2 separate regions of the Homo sapiens genome follow, and region 1 is linked to region 2. Evidence: read pairs that join two places in POLR2A ChIA-PET (ENCODE). Cell type or tissue: GM12878. All regions are shown on one strand. Links, peaks and the distances in the headings refer to the core of each region. The heading gives the core; the rest is flanking DNA. Region 1 has its middle 13 kb from the start of HSFX4. Region 2 overlaps LINC00850 (long intergenic non-protein coding RNA 850).

Region 1 (6,808 bases), core at 1,652-5,651, 86 kb after region 2:
AATCAAGAATGTAATCCTTGATTACAAGAGCTACAAATAAAATAAAATAACTAGAAATTCATTTAACCAAAGAAGTGAGATTTCTACAATGAAAACTATAAAACACTGATGTAAGGAATTGAAGAGGACACCAAAAAAATAGGAAGATATTCTATGTTTATGGATTGGAGGAATCAATATTGTTAAATGTCCATACTATTCAAAGCTATCTATAGATTAAATGCAATCTCAATCAACATACCAATAATATTCTTCACATAAATATAGAAAACAATCCTAAAATTTATATAGAATCACAAAAGACCCAGAATAGCCAAAGCTATCCTACTAATAAAGAACAAAACTGGATTAATCACATTACCCAATTTCAAATTATACTATAGAGCTACAGTAACCTAAATAGCATGGCACTGGCATAAAAACAGACACATAGATGAATGTAACAGAAAACAAAACCTAGAACTAAATCTATACATCTACAGTCAACTTATTTTTGACAAAGGTGGCAAGAAGATACGTTGGAGAAAACAGTCTTTTCAATAAATGTCTGCTGGGAAAACTGGATATCCATATGCAGAAAAATGAAACTAGACCTCTATTTCTTGCCATATATAAAAATCAAATCAAAATGAATTAAAAACTTAAATCTAAGACCTCAAACTATGAAAAGACTAAAAACATTGGGGGAAACTCTCCAGCACATCAATCTGGGCAAAGATTTCTTGAGTAATCTTTGCAAGCACAGGCATGGGCAACCTAAGAAAAAACGGATAAATGGGATCGCATCAAGTAAAAAATGTTCTTCACAGCAAAGGAAAAAAATCAACAAAGTAAAGAGACAACCCACAGAATATATTTGTACACTATTCATCTCATAAGGGATTAATAACCAGAATATATATGGAGCTCAAACAATTCTATAGGAAAAAGTGTAATAATCCAATTCAAAATGAGTAAAAGATCTGAAGTTTGAATAGATATTTCTCAAAAGAAGACATATAAGTTGCTAACAGTATATGAAAAGGTGCCCAACATCACTGATATCAGAGAAATACAAATCAAAACTACAGTGAGATATCATCTCATGCCAGTTAAAATGACATTTATCCAAATGCTGGTGAGGATGTGGAGAAAATGGAACACTGTTGGTGGGAATGTAAATTAGTACAACCACTATGGGAAAGTTTGGAGGTTCTGCAAAAAACTAAAAATAGAGCTATCATATGATCCAGCAATCTCATTGGTTGGTATATACCCAAAAGGAAGAAATCATTATATTGAAGGAGATATCTGCACTCCCATGTTTAGTGTAGCACTATTCACAATAGATAAGATTTGGAAGCAACCTAAATGTCCATCAATGATAGATTGGATTAAGAAAATGTGGTACATACACACTATGGAATACTATGCAGCCATAAAAAGGGTGAGTTCATGTCCTTTGCAGGGACATGGATGAGGCTGGAAACCATCATTCTCAGCAAACTAACACAAGAACAGAAAACCAAACACCACATGTTCTCACTCATAAGTGGGAGTTGAACGATGAGAACACATAGACACAGGGAGGGGAACATCACACACTGGGGCCCGTCAGGGGGTGGGGGGCTAGGGGAGGGATAGCATTAGGAGAAATTCCTAATGTAGATGACGGGTTGATGGGTGCAGCAAACCACCATGGCACGTGCATACCTATGTAACAAACCTGCACGTTCTGCACATATACCCCAGAACTTAAAGTATAATAAAAAAAAAAAGAAAAGAAAATGTGGCACCTACACACAGTGGAGTACTATGCAGCCCTAAAAACTAATGAGACCCTGTCATTTGCTACAACATGGATGGAACTGGAGGACATTATGTTTAGTGAAATAAGCCAGGTACAGAAAGACAAACTTTGCATGTTCTCACTTATTTGTGGGAGGTAAAAATACAAACAATTGAACTCATGGAGACAGAGAGTAGCAGGATGGTTACCAGAGGCTGGGAAGGGTAGTTGGGGGTGGAAGGGGGAAGTGAGCATGATTAATGGATACAAGAAATAGAAAGAATAAGATGTAGTATTTGATAGCACAACAGTGACTATAGTAAAACATGATTTAATTGTACATTTTAAAATAACTAAGTATAATTGGATTATTTATAACACAAACGGTAAATGCTTGAGGTGGTGAATATTCCATTTACACTGATGTGATTATTACATGTTGCATGCCTGTATCAAAATATCTCATGTAATCCATAAATACATACACCTACTATGGGTACTATGTGTCCATAAAAAATAAAATAAATGAAAAATTGTCAATTTGAAACAACTGTGCATCTCAAACTTCATTTAAGAAGTCTCTAGGGAAACCCAAGATGACAGGGGCAGACCAAAAAAAAAGGAAACCAGAAGAAAGTTCAACCTCCAATGCCTCTAGCTTCACAAAACAGCTCTGCCATATGCTGAGTCTGTTTCTGATACTCATTCTTTCCAACCTATGTTATTTTTCTTTTACTATGCCTTGTAATTTTGTTGTTGTTGAAAACCAGACATCTGGAGGTCTCTCCATTCAAGATGCAGACTTCATCCAGTCCCCTGGGTCTGGTCTGGTACACCATGCCCCACTCTGTGCCTTGTGACTCTATATCCAGAGGCTCTCTTTTCAGTTTTTCTGAAGGATGCCGTCCTGCTTCTTGCTAATAGGACTGAAAATTGGGGGACTCTGTCCCTTACATAGACTCACATAACTCCCTTGTTTTCAGCCTGCACTTCTTGCTCACCTTCTGCAGTAGCTGGTGCCTTGGGTTCCTGAGCCTTTCTTCAGACACTTGGTTTGACCTTTCCTGCCACTGTCCTCTGCTTGTACAACAGAGTTCTGAGTTACAAATGTCTTCTGGTGTTGTCCAAAATTGAGTTGTGATTCTGGTTCTCATTGTCTTGTGGTTTGGGGGTGAATTCAGTAGAAGAAGGCAGAAACGTCTTGCCTTCATAAATCTGGAAGTTTTCTTGAAGTGCCTAGCTGCCTGGAAGATAGTCTCCATGGAGTGATTTTGCAATGAGACTGAATTATATAAAAATACCTTCATAATTTTAAAATTACAGTACCATTATTTTAAATGTATGACTATCTAAACCTATGAAGAGAATGATTTGGTTTTATAAACATTGACAAAATGTGGGCTTTCTTAAAAAAGTTTTTTGTTTTAGTATGTTATTATCAAAGCTAGGTGATTTTACCTTTGGATTGAGGAAGATCACTTTTGAGACCCCATCCTAAGAAAAATAATTCAAGACGAGCACTAAATGAAATTGATCACTACAATGTTAAATATAATTGTGAAAAATGGGATGATCTAAATGTCTAATGAGAAGAAAACTGATATGTGAATATACTAGAATGGTCTATTCAATATGGAAAATACATCATTGTACTAAGTGAAAGAAGCTTAATGCAAAGTTGACTTCATGCTCTGGTTATAAGTGTGTACTATACCCATTATTATCTTTGTTTTGCAAATTCTTCATCCGTAAAATGAGATAGTAAAATAACTATCTTACATAATCGTCATGGGAATTAAAGGAAGCAATGCTCCTAAAGTTTTCAGCTTGTGCCTTGCACACAGTAAATGTACAATCAATGCTAGCTACTACTGCTACTGCTGTTACACAATGCAATGGTATATGTGTAAAGGTTGTGGGACTATGTGTGTTCCATTACCATTTTTTTAATATTACTTGTTCAATAAAAAAAAATCAACACACACAAAACATTACCTCCATAAATAAACATTTCTATTATTTTTAAAAATATATATAATGTACTGGGTAAATGGAATTGAGGAAAATAGGCCTTTACAGTGATAGTTTATTTTTATTTGACTAAGAGTTAGACTGTGTTTACTGTTTTGTGGAGCTAGAGGCATCAGAGGTTGAACTTTCTTCTGGTTTCCATTTTTTTGGTCTGCCCCTGTCATCTTGGGTTTCCCCAGAGACTTTTTAAGTGAAGTTTGAGATGCACAGTTGTTTCAGTGCCACGTAGTGGTAAGGCGTGGAGGAGAGGAAGTGTTCTACACACCTATGAGTAGGCCTCAGTCTTTTTGCTAGCCTGTGCCCCTTGCTGTGACCTGCACAAGTGCTTTTCATTTCCTCCTTGCAATCCTTCCAGGGTTTTTGGATGAAATTTCTTATCAGAGAGTAGGAATCACTGCCTGGAGTGTTTATGTGCCTGCCCAGCTGTGGTTGATGCTGCCGCCACAGGTTACAGATTCAGGACAGAGGCTGGCCTGGAGGCAGAGCAAGCAAGATAAAAAGGTTCTGTCCCTCATTATCTGTATGCTGTAAAGGCCTCTCTTCCTAGCTCTTGGTCAGTAAAGAAAAATCTTTCTCATAGATCTCTTTCTGTCCACACCTCTTGTGCAGTTCTCATATTTGGGCTGACTGTGACTCCAGGCTTAGAGATACAACAGGAAAACATGGTACAGGAATTTTCACTGCCATATTGATCTTACTTCAAGTCTGGTTTCTTTCCCCAATGCTCTTGTTACTATTTACTTTTTAGAAACCTAACCATTTTGTTTTAGAACAGAGTTGGATTTACAGAAAAGCTGCATAGATAGGACTCGGAGTTTCCTTCACAAAATGGGTGGAACAATAGAATCTATGGATGTTTGCAAAGCATTGAGAACAGTCCTTGAGACCTAAGAAGCACTTAAGCAAGCTTGGCCATTATGATTCTTCTCAGCAGCGTCCTAATCTGAAATTCCCTGGAGTGGGAGACGGAAGGGATGGACAGGTGTGTCAGGGTCCCCAAAATGAAATGGGGGAACCCAGACCACTGAATCAGGTCTAGTAGCTCACTAGGAGAACTCATGGGACTCATGATATAGTCCTACCCACGACGACAACTTACTACAGTGAAAGGATACCAAGCACAATCAGCAAAGGGAAAGGGTGCACAGGGAGAAGTGCAGGAGACCAGACACAAGTTTCCAGAGTCATCTCATCTCCCAGTAGGGTCACATAGAACGCACTTAATTCCCTCACAACAAGGTGTGACCACACATGTAAAATGCTGCCAACCAGCGGAGCTCAGTAAAACCTCATCACCCATGAGTTGAACTTGGCACTGGTCACATAAGCAGTTCTGCCTGGCATGAACCAAAATTCCAGACTCCCAGGAGGAAAGCAGTGTGCAGCTTTTTGTTTGCATAAGCAGCTTGGGTATAGTGAACCACCCTGATCAGTTCTGAGAAAGGTGGAATCCCTCCCAAATCCAAGTCCTGAGAATCCAGCCAATGGATAACACTGAAAGCAGCAGGCTTTGCCAAAGATAGCAGTGAGGCCTGCTGTGTGAACTCTTTTCTTCACAGTGCACCCCACTGGCCAAGGCATATTACAGGAAAATTATCATAGGACCTGACACAACAGGGTGGAAACCAAGCTGCATATAGATGTCACTTGTGCCTGTTAGGGGTCCTGTACTGAACCAGTTAACACAAACCCCATTAACCAAAGAGATGTATCTTAGACAGTCACGTGGCTTCCCTCTTAAATTTCAGTACTTTTTCTTTATACTTGGCCAATTCAATCAATTGGGGCATCAATTCAGGTAAAACACAGCTCTGGACAGGAAGTTCGAGCTGACCTGGAAGCCATCCAGGGCTGAGGCAGTGTCATGACAGGCAGGGCACATAAGCTGTACAATACCCGAGCATACACATGGTCTCCCTGCAAACTCAGAGTGTACCATAGTTTGGGCAACACAAGAGGGTGTACCTAAGTCAGGCAGCACAGGTTAACAGTACCACACTGTGGCCTGTTTTCCAGTACAGGCTATATAGTCCAGTTCCATCCTTGGTTTCCCTTGCAGACAGTTTGGCTTGTGCATGACAGATCCAGAGGACACCTGGAGGCGCTCTAAGGGAAACATGGAGAAGCTCGGGCCACCTCCTCTGTCCCTTAGTCGGTGGGGTCAGGTGTGGTCTCAGGCATGGCCATCATTTTGGATACACAAAACTTGCAGAAGCTTTCAAAGGCAGCATGGGGTGTTTTCCTTCAGCAAGAGGTGAAAGCTTTCAGGAATAGTTCTGAAACACCAAGATCACAATGCCTTCTCCCACACCTCTACAGATGTCTCATTCTCTTTTTCCTCCATCCTTATAAAATCAGCATGGCCCACTCAACAATAAAAGCTTTACATTGCTTCAGTCATCTCTTACCCTCCCCCTGGCCTTCTTGCCTGGCAGGGCTATATGAAAGAGAGATGACACTGTTTTTACAGAAAAACACTGTCATACAGCATCATGAGAACAGAAAGGCCCCTCATGTTTAGGAAGCAGTCAGGAAGAAATCCCGCATTTCCAAAAGATTCCAAAATGGGTTTACTCCTTTTCATCCTGCTCATTTATGCAGTGAGCAGTGTAGAACAACAATTTAAAAAATAATAATCCCTCCCTGGGCACAGCTGCATTTGATAATCCTACTGCCTGACTTGTAGGCCAGAAGCAAGGAAAGAAAGTAGCCAGGCTGTCTGTCCACTTTCCCAAACTGAAACTAATGTGGATCGCTGGACACAAGTCACCAGCAGTGGACATCACAGAGAGAAGGTCTAAGACTGATCTGTCACAATTGGGCAGAGGGATCACAATTCCTGTTGGGTGCCCTCCCTCAATGTGCAGCTTTTGACAGCATTACCAGTAAAAAATGCAACCTGTCTACATCAAAAATACAGTGTTCATGAACAGCTCCACTCTCGCTGGCCCCACCAGAGAACAATCCCCTCATCATGGGCATCTGCAAGAGATGCAGACAGTCCAGGAC
Region 2 (6,808 bases), core at 878-4,877:
AAAGAGGGAGTCAGAGAGAGAGAGAAAGAGGAAGAGACAGACAAAGAGGGAGTCAGAGAGAGAGAGAGGAAGAGAGAGAGACAAAGAGGGAGTCAGAGAGAGAGAGACAGAAAGTCAAAGAGAGACAGAGAAAAAGAGAGGCAGAGAGAGAGGAAGAGACAGACAAAGAGGGAGTCAAAGAGAGAGAGGCAGAGACGGAGTCAAAGGGAGAGAAAGAGAGAGACAGAAAGTCAAAGAAAGAAAGATAGAAGTAGTGAAGAAGAAACAGTGTACCCTATTCCTTTAAAAGCCAGGGTAAATTTAAAACCTATAATTGATAATTGAAGGTCTTCTCCATGACCCTATAACACTCCAATACCACCTTGTTGTCAGTGTAAACAAGGGCATAGCCCTAAAGCACTTAGGCCACTGACAACCCTTAGCCTTCCTATCTAAAATCCTTAACCTGCGGATGGCCCAAATGCATTTAATCTGTAGCAGCAACTGCTTTGCTAGCAGAAGAAAGTAGAAAAATCGCTTTTAGAGGAAACTTCATTGTAAGCACACCTCACAAGTTCAGAACTATCTTAAGTCAAAAAAAAAAAAAAAAGCAGAAAGGTAGCTTACTAACTCAAAAATCTTAAAGTATGGGACTCTTCTGTTAGAAAAAGATGATTTAACATTAACCACGGATAATTCCCTTAACCCAGCAGGTTTCCTAACAGGGGATCTAAATCTTAATTAATTACCATACAAAGGTCTGACCATACCTAGGAGGAACTCCCTTCAGGACAGGACAATAGATGGTTCCTCCCTGGTGACTGAGGGAAAAAGACACAATAGGTATTCAGTAATTGATAGGGAAACTCTTGTAAAAGCAGAGTTAGGAAAATGGCCTAATAATTGGTCTGCTCAAACCTGAGAGCTGTTTCCTCTCAGCCAAGCCTTAAAGTACTTAAAGAACCAGGAAGGAACCATCTATGCCAATTCTAAGTAAATCTGGACTAAACAAGGTCTTGTTAACAGCAAAGGATAATTGAAATCCCAAACTTACAAGGTTTTCAACAAAAGTAAAGTTTGCTAAAAGTTAACAGTGTAACATGTATTATCCTAACTTCTAATCTTATGGTCTTAGGCAGTCTAGTCCACAGACATGAAGGAAGTTCGCTTTGGAAAAGAATGGTTATCATCTTTAGGAAAAAAAGGGTGGAGGGGGGAATTTATGTAAAAAGAATGTTATATGGTAAATTCTTGTCCTAAAGTAAATTAACTGGTTGTTTAAAGAAAAGGATGTTTGCAGCAAGTCAGAAAGTTGAGGCACATGGAAGAATTGTCTGTGAAAGTCATGACCAAAAAAAAGTTATAAAAGGGAATTTATGCAAGAAATGTTGTATAATTTAAAAGTAATTAGGCCTCCTGAATGTAGAATTATTGAAGAAACAGTTTACGTGCAAAGTGTATAAGGAAAGTAAAATATACCTTTGGTAAAAGGATTATATGGAGGCATAATGATGTGGATTTTTACCTACATTAAAAGGTTAAAAAAATATTTTGTTTTAAAGGTTTAAGCAAGTTTTGAAATGTTAATTGTAAAGGGAATCCTGTGTGTAAACATATTGGCTAAAGTTACAGAGGTATCATCCAGTTTTTCTGTGAACTGGACATTGTAAATAAAAAGTAAAGTAGAAGTTCGTCTTCAAAGACTTTCCTTCCAATCTAATTAGGAATAAATAGTAACTTCTCTTAGAAGCAAAATTTATTCAAAGACCTGTGCTCCTAAATACTTGCCCTGGCATGCTTATACTGGTCCAAGCAAGCATCAGGTCATAGCCTGTGCCTCTTCTTTATTTAAAAGTGTTTTTACCTTTCTCAGCATTCCACAATTTACTTCCTCCTTCCTTTGTTCTCCTCTACCTTTGCCTCTTCTAAAAACTCCTAAGTTGCTAGCCATTTGGGACGAATACAGAATGTGAGGTCCCGTTCCAGCCAATGGAAACCGGACACAGCAGTAGGGTGGATGCGTCAGGTCATAAATGACCCTGTCTCCTTTGTTTGGTGTATTCTCGTGGCAAAACTGCTGGCGAGTGTACCCTTTCTGCAGAAAGTAAAAATGGCCTTACTAAATAATAATGTTCAAGTGCTATTTCTTTACGGCACTAGGGAACAAGCATTTCAAACAATTTGATGGGCCATATGGGGATACATTCTCCTCTGGGGGTGGTCTCCAGTCGTCTCTCATGATGGAGCGTGCTCCCTTACCTCATTGCAAGCGTCTCATGGGTGAGAAATTGAGACCCACCCGGTGTGATGAATAAACCTGTACTCTCAGCAATGCAAAAATAAAAAGAGAGAGAGAGAGAGAGAGAAAAAAAAAAACAGAAACTGGCCAGCAACCTAGCTTAAAGGATCCTCACATACTGCAGTGATGACTCTGTGCACAGACCAAGGAAGGAGAAGCCGCAGGAGCCAGTAAAGTAAAAAAACTGCAGGGGTGGTAAAGTATGCCTTAGTCAGGATGTCCTGGAGGTTAGAAAGAGGTGAGAAATCCCCAGGGGCGTTGAACCTCAGAAAGAGCTGAGAATTCCTTGGGGGGGGGGTTGAACCTCAGAAAGAGGTGAGAAATCCCCATGGTGGGGGGGTTGAACCTCAGAAAGAGGTGAGAAATCCCCATGGTGGGGGGGTTGAACCTCACACAAACCTCCGGAAGTAAGAAAAATATTTAGAAACCCCCCTTTCCTTTCTTCTCAGGGGAAGAAAGAGTAGCTCCACTCCCGCCGGTCCCTCCCCTAAGGGAAGGGAAAGGAGAAGGAAAAACAGCAGCATAGGTGGCTGGCAGAGACTAAGGAAAGACCAGCAGAGAAGAAAAAGAACTTAGGAGAGAAGAGAGAAAGCAAGCAAAAACAGCAGTCACAGAGCCAAACAGCGAGGCAGGCACGCCAAGGGTTAAGTCCCTCTCCCCAGCCCCAGTCTATGTGAAAAAGAGGGCGGTGGACCCTTGCTGGGAGGAGAGCAGAGGAGGTGAATAGGGCATAATTCTTGCAATTTGCGGCAGGCATCTGCCAAGCCTCTAGGCTGGTGACTGCCCTAGGCCCAGACTGCAGCCACGCAAATCTCACCCAGCCCGAGAAACTAAGTGTAAAAAGAAATGAAAAAAAAGAAAGTAAAGGGGGGGAACACAGGAGAAACAGCCGGCCGCGCACGCGTAGGGGGCGGCCGTGGCTGGTCCCCGCTCACGGCAGGAGCAAGAGAACTCGGGAAAAGAAAGGGAAACAGGATGACAAAGGATGACAGAGGATGAGGGAGAGAGAGAGAGAGAGAGAGAGAGAGAGAAATACAGTGCAAATGAGAGAGAAAGAGAAATGGAAAGGGTAAGTAAGAGAAACTGGAAGAGACAGAAATCAAAGACATAGAGGGTGAAACTAGAAAAAGAAATAGTGTAAAAGGAAGGCACAAAGTTAAGACATGTTGCAGATTGTGAAAGTTGTAAGAAAAGCTATAAAAGGGAATTTATGCAAGAAATATTGTATAATTTAAAAGTAATTAGGCCTCCTGAATGTAAAATTATTTTTAAAAAGTTTATGTACAAGGTATGTAAGAAACATAAAATATACTTTTAATAACAGGATTTTAAGGAGGCATAAGAATGTGGATTTTTACCTACATTAAAGGTTTAAAATTTTTTTTTGTTTTAAAGGTTTAAGCAAGTTTTAAAAAGTTAATTGTAAAGGAAATTCTGTGTGTAAACATACTGGCTAAAGTTAAAGAGGTATCATCCAGTTTTTCTGAACTGGACGTTAAAATTAAAGCACAATAGATCTTTCTTGAAGCACTAACCTGCTCTTTAACAAAAATTATAAAAAGTTAAAAAGAGTCTATAAAAGTCTTACCTTATAATCAGACATTCAAATTAGATAATGTCTACAAAATTTTATTAAAATTAAGTTTAACATTAATAGCATATTAATATAAAGATAAAATTTAACTATAGTCAGACATTAAAATTAGATAATGTCTACAAAATTTTATTAAAATTAAGTTTAACATTAATAGCATATTAATATAAAGATAAAATTTAACTTATCTGGTATAAAATCATATAAAAAACATTGTCAAATATAAAATGGTGTTTAGCTTTCTTAAGGCCCAAAGGCAGCCAGGTAAGTCACAAGGCCCCTCATCCTCAAGGTCACAGTGCACAGGGGCAGTGAAGGCCACAAGAAGGCCAAGACATTAAGAAGGGGCAGGACTGCAGCATCCCCTAGGTGGCACTGAGCAAGAATGGAGCAGGAGGCGTCACCATGAGGCCTCAAGCCCCAGAATATGCAGCAAAAATTATATACTTATCTTCCACTTTTCCTTCCCTTGGAACTAAAAGTCTTTTAGCACAGGTGCCACCCCTAGAATTTCCAGTACATCAGCACCAGCCTGAAAACCACGTCCTCATCAAAAGATAGAAAAACTCAAGCCAGCCTAGGAAGAACCCTATTTTATGCTGTTAACTGCTGAGACTGCCGTCCGCACAGCCAAGACAAAAAAAAATGGACCCACCATACTCGAGTCAAAAAAAACTTCCTCTCAAAATCGTGGGTTACTGTACTAGGATCAAGCCCTACTAAGTTAAAGAAAGCTTAATTTTCATATACCTTCTATATTGCTTCCTTTCCTTTCCTTATTCTGTTACTAGCTCCTTTGTTATTAATGTAACTAAATCTAACTCACCTCAAACCATTGCCTTTAATGCTTGCGCTGTCATACCTTGTGGAAATGTAAAAGATCAACAACAGCTAGTCTTTTCACACAAATATTTATGTCCCAGCCCTCTAATTGACACGGTTACCCCTAGCACTCATTGTTGTAATCACATGCAGCCAAGATGCCAATTTTCTGCTCCTACAGGCTGGCAACCTTGTAGTAAATGGGACTACATCCATTAAACTACTCAGGAGCAAAGTTAAACTTCCACGAAAAAGGTTTGTGCAGATCTAAAATCCCTCATCTATTTCACTAAAAGGACTACCCCTTCTAACTGTCAGCCTTATCAATATAACCCCGTCCTTCTCTCTATCACCACCTCCACCTTAACTAACTCTAAACCTGCCCTTAGTCGCTTCTATAGTATAAGGATTGACGTAAATGGAAAAGACCCCCATAAGTATTTTTAAAATATGCATTATTCCCCCATCTTCCCCTTCTTCAGTAGCCTCAGTTCTAGATCTCACACCGGTTGCTCCTACATCTAATAAAACTAGGGTGTCTATTATAAAAATAAGAGACCTAAGACAAACAGCCGTCAAGACAAAATATCAAATTGCAAATGCCTGGCTGAAATTGATTAAATAATCCGTTAATAAAAGCGATTATGACGCTTGTATGCACGGTAGGCCAGAGGCCCAGATTATCCCCTTTCCATTCGAATGGTCTCCCCATTGACCACATACGGACTGTACGGTGGCTCTTTTTCAAAATCCCACTGCTTAGAATAATCCATCCTACTGAGCTCTCTCTGCTATCTCCTAAAGTTCAACCCCCTGTGGGCCAGCCCCTGAGGGCAATCCAGCTTCCACCTCTAAATGCCAAGTTTACTTTGTACCTCTCATGGCAGGGGGAAGATTTGGTGTTTCTTGGAAACATAAAAGGATATAAAGAGCTCAAGCCTTTCTAAGAGCTTGCCCATCAGTCCATGCTTAGCCATCCCCAAGCAAATGTATGGTAATCCTGTAGAGGATCTTTACTAGACACTTTGCCAAATAATTGGAGCAGTACTTGTGCTCTAATCCAATTGGCTATCCCCTTCACCCTGGCATTTCATCCATCTAAAAAGGTAAAAACAAAACACCGCAGGCCAAGGAAAACTCCTTGTAAGTCCTTTAATCCTCAGGTTTATATAAATGCTATTAAGGTCCTGTGAGAACTGCCAAATAATTTTAAAGCACAAAATCAAATAGATGCAAAATTTAAATCCACGTTGTTCTAATAGGTAACTATAAATTAAAAAAAAATTTAACTTCAATTCTCACCTTGTTCGTTCTTATTATTGGTGTACTTATTCTTGTAGACTGTTATATTATTCCCTGCCTTCAAAGTTTTATGCAAAAACTTGTCTCTGCCACTCTTACAGAGTTAACTCCTAACTCTCCTCCACCCTATTCAAAAAAAAATTACTTCTTTTACAGGGACAAAGCAATTAAGTCAAAACATATTAAATAAGTTTGAAGAGAAATTATGAAATAAAAAGAGGGGGAATATTGTAAAAAGTAAAGTAGAGGTTCCTCTTCAAAGACTTTCCTCCCTATCTAATTAGGAATAAATAGTAACTTCTCTTAGAAGCAAAATTTATTCAAAGACCTGTGCTCCTAAGTATTTGCCCTGGCATGCTTATACTGGTCCAAGCAAGCATTAGGTCATAGCCTGTTCCTCTTCCTTATTTAAAAGTGTTTTTACCTTTCTCAGCATTCCACAAGTTACTTCCTCCTTCCTTTGTTCTCCTCTACCTTTGCCTCTTTTAAAAAGCTCTAAGTTGCTAGCCAATCGGGACAAATAAAGAATGTGAGGTCCCGTTCCAGCCAATGGAAACCAGACACAGCAGTAGGGTGGACATGTCAGGTTATAAATGACCCTGTCTCCTTTGTTTGGTGTACTCTCATGGCAAAACTGCTGGCGAGTGTACCCTTTCTGTAGGAAGTAAAAATGGCCTTATTAAATAAATTAAATTTATGTTCAAGTGCTATTTATTTACAGCACTGGGGAACAAGCATTTCAAACAACAGCAAAATAAAAGCACAGCAGGTTTTTCTGAAAGCACTAACCTGCTCTTTAACAAAAAATATAA

Evidence for each region. Peaks named below come from ENCODE experiments on the same cell type or tissue, not always from the same donor. Only the 100,000 strongest peaks of a DNase experiment are listed, where the experiment ranks them.
Region 1: POLR2A ChIA-PET joins it to region 2 with 5 read pairs; 3 of 35 experiments call an interaction of 5 or more read pairs at or near these places.

The regions. Positions count from the first base shown.
Region 1 is chrX:149,912,933-149,919,740 of GRCh38, forward strand. No RefSeq gene overlaps it. Among named protein-coding and RNA genes, the nearest start is that of HSFX4, 13 kb to the right of the region's middle. In GM12878, for the core only: a CTCF peak has its summit at 4,023; a DNase peak (open chromatin) is centred at 4,019; H3K27ac peaks cover 339 bases.
Region 2 is chrX:149,827,453-149,834,260 of GRCh38, forward strand. The region is part of intron 1 of LINC00850 (long intergenic non-protein coding RNA 850); the gene reads left to right. Among named protein-coding and RNA genes, the nearest start is that of LINC00850, 5.1 kb to the left of the region's middle. RefSeq lists enhancers at 2,502-2,551, 2,752-2,891, 2,912-2,981, 3,002-3,121. In GM12878, for the core only: no CTCF peak of the experiment used is centred there; DNase peaks (open chromatin) are centred at 2,469 and 2,989; H3K4me3 peaks cover 681 bases; H3K27ac peaks cover 1,545 bases.